2 separate regions of the Homo sapiens genome follow, and region 2 is linked to region 1. A link is an interaction called in ENCODE POLR2A ChIA-PET data of the cell type or tissue named here. Cell type or tissue: A673. All regions are shown on one strand. Links, peaks and the distances in the headings refer to the core of each region. The heading gives the core; the rest is flanking DNA.

What was found. Peaks named below come from ENCODE experiments on the same cell type or tissue, not always from the same donor. Only the 100,000 strongest peaks of a DNase experiment are listed, where the experiment ranks them.
Region 2: POLR2A ChIA-PET joins it to region 1 with 14 read pairs; 6 of 35 experiments call an interaction of 5 or more read pairs at or near these places.

The regions. Positions count from the first base shown.
Region 1 is chr15:89,958,017-89,963,395 of GRCh38, forward strand. No RefSeq gene overlaps it. Among named protein-coding and RNA genes, the nearest start is that of ZNF710, 41 kb to the right of the region's middle. In A673, for the core only: no CTCF peak of the experiment used is centred there; no DNase peak of the experiment used is centred there.
Region 2 is chr15:90,028,158-90,033,536 of GRCh38, forward strand. The region is part of intron 1 of ZNF710 (zinc finger protein 710); the gene reads left to right. Among named protein-coding and RNA genes, the nearest start is that of MIR3174, 24 kb to the left of the region's middle. In A673, for the core only: no CTCF peak of the experiment used is centred there; a DNase peak (open chromatin) is centred at 3,304; H3K27ac peaks cover 1,567 bases.

The DNA of each region.
Region 1 (5,379 bases), core at 99-5,098:
CAGTAATTTGAAGGAACGCATTACTGGTGCACACTCTTCTACCTGTCCGGAGGGCCTCTCTGCCCCTTCCTCCCACATGCTCTAAGCTTGGAGGAGGAGTTGCTAAGTGTTAATTGGGTCCTGTTTGGCAGCGGATGGGGTCACTGTGTTGAACATACCTCATGCCCGATGCTCCCTAGGCTGCCCCGCCCTGTTCGCCCTGTTTGCCCTGTTGGCCCTGTTGTTCCAGCAGCTCCCAGGCTGCCTTGGGGCAAGCCTGGCCTTGCCTCACCTGCCTTCACACTGGGAACTGCTGATCAGCTGCAAGTTCCCTTACCATGGGGCTGGCCAGATTCCCAGGCTTAGCCCAGGCTCGGTGCTCCAATCCAGCTTCTATCCTATCCCGGTGTCCGGAGGGGAGGCCGTGTTAGACATGGCCAGGCCTGCAAGCTCAGACTGCCCACGGCCTCCTGACCCAGAAGAAAAATGAAAATGCATATACTCATTGTCGCAGCGCGACTGCAACAGGCAATACCCAGTCATCACTTTATAGTAAAAGACACTACAAGCCCGGCGTGGTGGCTCACACCTGTAAACTCAGCACTATGGGAGGCCAAGGTGGGAGGACAGCTTGAGGCCAGGAGTTCAAGACCAGCCTGGGCAACATAGCAAGACCCCATTTCTACAAAAAAATACAATAATTAACCAGCCATGGTGGCACATTCCTGTAGTCCCAGCTGCTTGGGAGGTTGAGGTGGGACGATCGCTTGAGCTCCCGTGGTCGAGGCTGTAGTGAGCTGTGATTGCACCTTTGCCCTTCAGCTTAGGCGACAGAGCAAGACCCTGTCTCAAACAACCACAATAACAACAAAAACGCAAAGAACAGATTTTAAACTGCCTAGGTTCAAATCCAGGTTCCATGTTTGCTAGTTAGCTGTGTGATCTTTTTTCTTTTCAACTTTTTTTAATTTTTAATTTTTGAGACAGGACCTCCTTTATGTTGTCCGGGAAGGAGCACGGTAGCTATGCATAGATGCAGTCATAGCACACTACAACCTCAATCTCCTGGCCTCAAGTGATCCTCCCAGCTCAGCCTCTTGAGTAGCTGGGACTACAGAACACAGCTCTGACAAGTCATGTAACTACTCTGTGTTTCCATTTTCTCCTCTGTTAGATACTATTATACTAAAACACTATTATGAAAGTATCTGCCTTCCAGAGCTCTTATGAGTATGTCCTAAAGCATACTTAGAACTGTGCCTGGCACATAACTATGTAAGTTAGTTGTTATCAAAGAGTCTCAGAAAACCCCTTCCCAGGCAGAGTTCCACCCCATGGACTGGCAGGCTGCCCTAGCACTTCTACCGAGAACCAGGAAACTGGAGAAACTGCCTGTGTGTGTGTGTGTGTGTGTGTGTGTGTGTGTGTGACAAGGTCTTGCTCTGTGGCCCAGGCTGCAGGCTGGCATGCAGTAGTGTGGTGCAATCTAGGCTCACTGCAACCTCCGCTGCGCCCCAGACTCAGGTGAGCCTCCTGCCTCAGCCTCCTGAGTAACTGCGACAATAGGCCCTCCACCACCACACCTGGCAAATTTTTCTATTTTTAGTAGAGAAGGGATTTCTCCATGTTGCCCAGACTGGTCTCAAACTCCATCTGCCTGCCTCAGCCTCCCAAAGTGCTGGGATTACAGGCGTGAGCCACCGCATCCGGCCTGAAGAAACCACTTTCTAACACGCCAGTCTCCCGGCCTCCTGTGCACTAAGTGCAGTCAAATGGAACCAAAATGAGATGGAAGTGTCAGGAGGGGGCACATTTTGTGCTGGTTCTCAAATCCAGGCCTCTCTGGTGTGAGGCATTTGCTCAGCTAATAATGAAATGAATTGTGCTTTGATCCTCATCTGACTGCTGATCCACGTACATGGGCTCCTGTGGGAACCTTTCTGGAGATTGGCAAGGGCAGCCTTCCAAGGTTGCCTGGCTCAGGGCAAAAGCCTCAACACAGCAGTGGTCCCTTCAAAACCCCACCTCCACCCCACACAGGGCCAACATGAAAAGAGGCTCATCATATAATAAGAAAAAGAAAAAAACAAGAACAACAACAAAAAACCAGAAAGATGCTCCTCATGTGTTGTTACATGAAAAAGCAAAAGGTAGAACAATGTGTCTAATATAATTAGTGTTTAAAACATACATGAAAATGCATTTTTGGTCTAGAAGGATGTGTGCTACATACAGTCAGCCATCCCTCAGAATCCTCGGGGAATTGATTCAGGACCTCCATGGATACCAAAATCCTCATCCTCAGATATTCAAGTCCCTTATTTGCATATAACCTATGCACAACCTACCGTATACTTTGAATCATCTCTAGATTACTTATATCTCATACAATGTAAATGCTATGTAAATAGTTGTTTTACTGTATTTTTACATTTTAAAAATTATATTATTTTTCTTTTTTTCTGAAGTACATATGTATTGTTACAGTTATATATAATATATATATATAACTATATATATGTTTATATAGGTTTTTTTTTTTGAGACAGGGTCTCATTCTATCACCCAGGCTGGAGTGCAGTGGCACAGTCACAGTTCACCGCAGCCTCAACCTCCCAGACTCAAGTGATCCTCCCACCTCAGCCTCCCAAGTAGATGGGACTACAGGCACACATACCACGCCCGGCTAATTTTTTGTATTTTTTGTGAAGATGGGTTCCCATTACACTGCCCAGGTTGGTCTCAAACTCCTGGTGTCAAGCGATCCGCCGCTTTTGCCTTGAAAAGTGCTCTTATCTGAATACTTTTGACCCACCGTTGGCTGAAGCCATGGATACAGAATCTGTGGATTTGGAAGATAGACTCTAGTTCATAGTGGTTAGTTACTTTGGGGCTGGTTTTCCCAGGGAAAAAAGTATTTCCTCCTTGCTGTACACCCATCAGTATTGTGTGAAGTTTCCATAGAAAGCACATGCAACTTTATTTTTAAAAATAAAGTTTTTGGCCAGGTGCGGTGGCTCACGCCTGTAATCCTCCCCTTGGGAGGCCGAGGGAGATCACGAAGTCAGAAGTTCAAGACCAGCCAAGGCCAACATGGTGAAACATGGTATTTTCAGTCTCTACTAAAAATACCAAAAATTAGCTGGGTGTGGTGGTGTATCCCTGTAATACCAGCTACTTGGGGAGGCTGAGACAGGAGAATCACGTGAGCCTGGGAGGCAGAGGTTGCAGTGAGCTGAGATAGTGCCATTGCACTCCAGCCCTGGAGACAGTGTGAGATTCTGTCTCAAAATAAATAAATAAACAAACAAACAAATAAATAAATAAAGTTTTTTTCCGGCCAGGTGCAGTGGCTTACGCCTGTAATCCCAGCACTTTGGGAGGCTGAGGCGGGCAGATCACTTGAGGTCAGGAGTTCGAGACCAGCCTGGCCAACATGGCGAAACCCTGTCTCTACTACAAATACAAAAATTAGCCAGGTGTGGTGGCACACACTTGTAGTCCCAGCTACATGGGTGGCTGGGGCACAAGATTCACTTGAATCTGGGAGGCAGAGGTTGATGTGAGCAGAGATTGCACCATTGCACTCCAGCCTGGGTGACAGAGCAAGACTCTATTTCAAAAACAAACAAACAAAACGTTTTTTTCTACAAACATCAAATCACAGAAAACTATTTACAACATATATTGCAGACAAGGTGTTAAAGTGATGTCTGTGTTTATGAGTAGAAAAAATAGTTGGCTGGGCACAGTGGCTCACGCCTGTAATCCCAGCTCTTTGGGAGGCTGAGGCAGGTGGATCATGAGGTCAGGAGGTCGAGACCATCCTGGCTAACACAGTGAAACCCCATCTCTACTAAAAATACAAAAAATTAGCCGGGCGTGGTGGCGGGCGCCTATAGTCCCAGCAACTGGGGAGGCTGAGGCAGGAGAATGGCATGAACCCGGGAGGCGGAGCTTGCAGTGAGCTGAGATCGTGCCACTACATTCCAGCCCGGGCGACAGAGAGAGACTCCGTCTCAAGAAAAAAAAAAAAAAAAGAGAGAAAAAGAAAAAAATATTCGAAGACAATGGAATAAAACAACAGTGGTTGTTATCCCCATATTTTAATTTTGTTTTTTATCCTTTCCTGTATTTTTCAAACATTAGAAATAAAAATAGATTACACTTTTCTAGTCAGAAAAAATAACTTTTTTTTTTTTTTTTTTGAGACAGGATCTCACTCTGTCATCCAGGCTAGGGTGCAGTGGCAAGATCGTGGTTCACTGCAGCCTCACCCTCCTGGGCTCAAGTGACCCTCCTGCCTCAGCCTCCTGAGTAACTGAGACTACAGGCGCATGCCACCATGTCCAATTAATTGATATTTTGTGGAGACGGGATCTACCTATGTTGCCCAGGCTGGTTTCCAATTCCTGGGCTTGAGTAATCCTTCCACCTCAGCCTCCCAAAGATTATAGGCGTGAGCCACTGCACCTGGCCAATTTTTTTAATTAAAGGAAAATATAACAATAAAAACAGATAATTAAGGATACGTGAAAGGAAACCAGAAAGCTTGAAAGGTTTGAAAGGATAAACGAGAAAATGAAACCATTTAGTAAGGAAAAATAATTCGGAACAATACAAATCAGAACGGTAAGATATACTAAAATAGGCCAGGTGTGGTGGCTCGTGCCTGTAATCCCAGCACTTTGGGAGGCTGAGGCGGACAGGTCATCTGAGGTCGGGAGTTCAAGACCAGCCTGACCAACATGGAGAAACCCCGTCTCTACTGAAAATACAAAATTAGCCAGGCATGGTGGCACATGCCTGTAATCCCAGCTACTCGGAAGGATGAGGCAGGAGAATAGCTTGCACTCGGGAGGCAGAGGTTGCGGTGAGCCGAGATTGTGCCATTGCACTCCAGCCTGGGCAACAAGAGCGAAACTCCATCTCAAAAAAAAAAAAAAAAGAGAGATACTAAAATAATCTAAAAGAATCAGCTAAGATATTAAGAGTAATAGTCAGGCACGGTGGCTCATGCCTGTAATCCCAGCATGTTGGGAAGGCCAAGGCGGGAGGATTGCTTGAGCCCAGGAGAGTTTGAGACCAGCATGGGCAATATGGAAAAACCCTGTCTCTACAAAAAATACAAGAATTAGCCAGGCATGGTGGCATGTGCCTGTAGTCCCAGCTACTCAGGAGGCTGACATGGAAGGATCACTTGAGCCCAGGAGGTCAAGGCTGCAATGAGCTATGATCCCGTGCCACTGCACTCCAGCCTGGGCAACAGAGTGAGACCCTGTCTCAATAATAAAGAAAAAAAAAAGAAACCACTAGAAAGCATTCAAGTGGGGAGCCTTACCCAGGCCTTGCAGACAGGAGGCCCCGGCTAAGGCCCAGAGCATTCTCTTCATCACGGGG
Region 2 (5,379 bases), core at 276-5,275, 70 kb after region 1:
CAGTAAATACCCATACACCAATGGCTGAGATATAATAGATGTTAACATTTGCCATATTTGCTTCATCTGCACAGGTATATATATTTTTTCCTGAACCATTTTGAAGAAAGTTACAGAGCACACATCATTTCTCCCTTCAATAGTTCCGCATACAAATCCTCTGTCACCCAGAACTTAGCAATCTGAATGCAGGGTATGGGAAGCTGCTGCACTGTGCTCCAAGGGTGTCTCTGCAGATTGTCCCAGTCTCTGAGAAGGTATTTAGGAGTCACCAACATGACCTGCTGATATGTAAGAGAAAAGAAAACATGCATTTATTGTGGATCATGCCCTGTGCTGGGAGTTTACCAATGGCCTCCTGTTTAAATCCTTTTTACAATTCTGCCCATATTACAGGAAGTTGAGGTTCAGAGAGGTTAAGTAACTTGCCCCAGTTGACACAGTGTCATTATTCACCAAGTCCCTTCTGACACCATCAAATTACCTGACATTTGCCTCTTCCCTTTATCTTCTCTGTGCGTGAATGCATGGAGGTGATTTGTTGGGCAGTGTGGACAGACGGGAAGCAATCTCAATGTCCTCCAGTGCAAGAATTGGCAGGCAAATGGGGATGTGTGTGAACGGTGTGACTATGAACATGGGTGATCGATTACGGACATGCAAGATGGAAAATTGCTTGTGGCATCCAGATAAGGGAAAACAAGTAGGACACCAGATTGTATACACTGTGATCAAAACCATGTGAAAAACACATGCATGAAGAGGACTGGGAAGAAATACACAAGAAGTGGTTGCATTAGGGTGAGAAGGAGTATTCATGTTTTTCTCATCCGTCTTTTTCAAACCTTTTGTAATGGGTGGTTTTATTAATTTTATAATGGAAAATGTTAATTTAAAAGCAAGTTATTTACAGTTTAGTAAGCTCATGGCAGGGAAAGGCTGTGCTCTGTTTATTGCTCTTACTTTTTCCCAACGCCTACTCCCATGCCTGGCAATTATAGAGATAATAAATGTGGGTGTGGAATGAGTGCCCACTGGGAAACCTCTCAGAGGACTTTGACCCAGGAACATATTTGCACAGGGTTTCCCTCAGCTGGAGAAGGTTTCTCTGGGAGAGCACCAGCCAGGTGTGTGTCATGGGATATATTTACAGGGTGGTGAGCTCTCCTGGTCCAACCTAAAAGGTCCCAGCAAGGTGTAGGGGCCCTTCTGGCCATTTGACATCACCAGGGCAGTTAGTGCTGATACAAACCACAGAGAATGAACAAACTCCAACTCAAACGGGAATGGATTTTATGTCATTCTGGGACTTTCAAACTTGATAATAGACCAAGCATGGTGGCTCACACATGTAATCCTAGCACTTTGGGAAGCCAAGGTGGGAGGATCGCTTGCGGCCAGGAGATTGAGACCAGCCTGGGAAAGGTAGCAAGACCCAGTCTCTACAAAAAAATTTTTTGTTCTGTTTTGTTTTTGAGACAGAGTCTCAACTCTGTCGTCTAGGCTGGAGTGCAGTGGTTTGATCTTGGCTCACTACAACCTCCACCTCCGGGTTCCAGTGATTCTCCTGCCTCAGCCTCCCGAGTAGCTGGGATTACAGGCACATGCCACCATGCCCGGCTAATTTTTCTATTTTTAGTAGAGATGGGGTTTCACCATGTTGGCCAGGCTGGTCTCAAACTCCTGACCTTAGGTGATCCGCCCACCTCGGCCTCCCAAAGTGCTGGGATTACAGGCGTGACCCACCGTGCCTGGCCAAAAAACTTTTTAGTAATTAAAAAGATCAAGCTTGATAATCACAATCATATGAGCAGTTATTAAGTGCCAGCCTAAGTGCATTTACAGACATTCCTTATTTAATTTTCACAACAGCCATTAGCATTAGCTATCGGCCGGGCACAGTGGCTCACACCTGTAATCCCAACACTTTGGGAGGCTGAGGCGGATGGATCGCCTGAGGTCAGGAGTTCGAGACCAGCCTGGCCAACATGGTGAAACCCCGTCTCTACTAAAAATACAAAATTAGCCGGATGTGGTGGTGCATGCCTGTGATCCCAGCTATTTGGGAGGCTGAGGCAGGAAAATCACTGGAACCTGGGAGGCAGAGGTTGCAGTGAGCCAATATCACGCCATTGCATTCCGGCCTGGGCAACAAGAGCAAAACTCCATCTCAAAAAAAAAAAAAAAAAAAAAAAAGAAAGAATTAGCTATCAGCTCCATTTTATAGATGAGGAAACTGAGGCACAGAGGAAGGAGGGATGGGTTTCAAGGCCGGTCTTGGTTTTGCCAAGAACTTGACTTTCAGCAAATCGTAAGCCTTCTGGGCTTTCATTTCCTTGTCTCTGAACGAAACAGCTGGCAGGAGTTGAATGCTTATCATGTGCCAGGCCCTGGCCGAACACTCTGAACATGTGCGCACAGAGTGTGTGTTAACCAGTGGGGGAGGGGGCACCAAGCAGGCCCATCTGGGTGGGAATATGAAGCCACCTTCCCAACAGGGCAGTCACATATGCCCAGTAGGAAAGAGCTGTATCTGTGCTGCAGAGAGGGTCATTTCAAATTAAAAAAAAAAAAATTGGCTGGGCGCGGTGGCTCACGCCTGTAATCCCAGCTCTTTGGGAGGCCGAGGCAGGCAGATCATGAGGTCAGGAGATCAAGACCATCCTGGCTAACACGGTGAAACCCCGTCTCTACTTAAAAAAATACAAAAAATTAGCCGGGCATGGTGGCGCGCGCCTGTAGTCCCAGCTACTTGGGAGGCTGAGGCAGGAGAATGGCGTGAACCCGGGAGGCGGAGCTTGCAGTGAGCCGAGATCCCGCCACTGCACTCCAGCCTGGGCGACAGAGCGAGACTCCGTCTCAAAAAAAAAGAAAAAAAAAAAAATGCTTAATGGATTGTTTGGTAACAAATGGATACCAACAAATACAAAATGGCCATTTCTTTTTCTTTCTTTAAAGAAACATTTGAATTGGAGGCTTAGGCTCATCTCAAGAGGTTGTGGACCCGACAGTTGGTGGTGATGGGTTTTGTTCATAAATGAGAATAATAGTTGTGAGTTTAATCCAACACATTGATTGAAGTGAATGAAAAAGAACACATAAGCTGTGTGAATATAGTGACTAATCATAGACTCTCGGGATTGAAATGTACCCTGGGGGGATCCAGGATGCAGCATCACCCGGGAGCTTATTATTAATGGAAACGAAGTATCTCTCACAGCACCCTAGACCTGCTGAAGCAGAATCTGCATTTTAGCAAGATCCCCGGGTGATTCCTCAGCACATTTGAGAAGCAGCGCTCTCATTTGTCCTGTCTCCTTTGAGGAAATCGGAAGACTAGAGAGGTTAAGTGAGGACACACAGGAAGTTCTAAAAAACTGTAACTCTGGTCTCTCAACACCAGGTCTTTGCACAGCACTTGCCCCATGGGAGAAACCCGGTTGGTTTTGTTTTTGCTTGTTTTGCATTCCCAAGACCAATTCTTGTGAGCCACTGGTCATAGCCCATCTCTCTTGTTTTCATGCAGCAGGGGCATCTTCAGTGGCCACGTCATCTCTCACTCTCTGCTGGGGAGCTTGTTAAAATGCAGTTGCCTGGGTCCAGCCCCAAATCCACTGGATCTGGGTGGGTGGGAACCAAGTGCCTGCACCTTAAAATACCCTCAGGTATTCCTAGGTGCCAGTGTTGTTACGGCCAGCTTGGGCCAGCTATGAACTGTTACAGTGGCTTTTTATTCTGAAATTAAACCTGCAGATACTTGGGCTAGTATCGACTAAAGCCCATTTTCATCTGAAGGAAGCCATCCAGCTACTAACATTATATTGTGTACTGAGTATTGACTGTGAATTTCTGTTTTTTTGAGACGGAGTCTCGCTGTCGCCCAGGCTGGAGTGCAGTGGCGCGATCTCAGCTCACTGCAACCTCTGGCTCCCAGGTTCAAGCAATTCTCTTGCCCTCAGCCTCCCAAGTAGCTGGGATTAGAGGCGCCTGCCACCACGCCTAGCTAATTTTTGTATTTTTAGTAGAGACAGAGTTTTGCCATATTGGCCAGGCTGGTCTCGAGCTCCCAACCTCAGGTGATCCTCCCGCCTCGGTCTCCCAAAGTGCTGGGATTATAGGCGTGAGCCACTGTGTCCAGCCACTGTGAATTTCTCATTAACAGAACGTTCTCTTTCAACCTCAGCTCCATGGAACTCAGCAGATCACATGTGGTTGAATGTAAATTCCAGGACATTTAAATGTATTATTTTCTATTTTTAAGAGAGAGGAGAGGCAGATTGGATGAACTTGGAAAATTAAATGGCCCCCAAAAAGTAACAATTAAGAATGTGTGTTTGGGGCTGGGCACGGTGGCTCATGCCTGCAATCACAGCACTTTGGGAGGCCTAGGCAGGAGGATCACTTGAGGTCAGGAGTTCGAGACCAGCCTGGCCAACATGGCAAAACCCCATCTCCACTAAAAATACAAAAATTAGCTGGACATGGTGGTGGGCACCTGTAATCCCAGGTACTTGGGAGGCTGAGGCAGGAGAATTGCTTGAACCCAGGAGGCAGAGGTTGCAGTGAGCTGAGATTGTGCTACTGCACTCCAGCCTGGGCAAGAGTGAGATTCCATCTCAAAAAAAAAAAAAAAAAAAGAATGTGTGTTTGGCCTGTATAGTCTTAGCTACTCAGGAGGCTAAAGCAAGAGGATTCCTTGAGTCCAGGAGTTCAAGGCCAGCATGGACAACATAGCAAGAACTTGTTTCTAAAAAAAGAAAAAAAAAGTGTGTGTTTGAAATTTGAGGCTCTGTGGCTAGAATTTTCACTTAAGAGGAAATATATATCTGCATTTAAAATTCTTTAATTTATAAACATTCTTGTGTATTCTTAGGCCAGTGCCCCACAAAAGTATGGGCCATGCACCAGTGCTGTTCTGCACAATGTTAACCAAGCAAGAGGAGGAGCTAAACATAGAAAATGGGATTGGTGTTTAGAAACTTCTGTAGTTTGACATTGGCAGGATGACATCCAAATGGGCGATTGGTGGCTTCATCTCGAACAGCGTGTGGGCCAGGGTGAGCACTGTTGACCCCACGTGGCAGGACTCAGGACTAAACTGCTTGTTGATGTTAGATCTGAGAGGGATTAAGGATTAAGATGAATCAAACTGACCTTTCACCACAGAGTTTGAGAAGCACTGGGGATGTTAAAGGTGGGGAAAGTTTGCAGCGGGAGGTGTGCTTTTTAAGCTTAGGAAGTGGAAAGCAGGAGAAGAGTTGGACAGGCAGAAGTCTTCTCGCTCCCACTTCACCCTCGAGATCCCAACAGGCCAGTTCAGGCAGAAAGGGGTTGGCTCCTAGGCTAGCCGGCTACTCCACGTTGAGCCTTCTGCCTTGT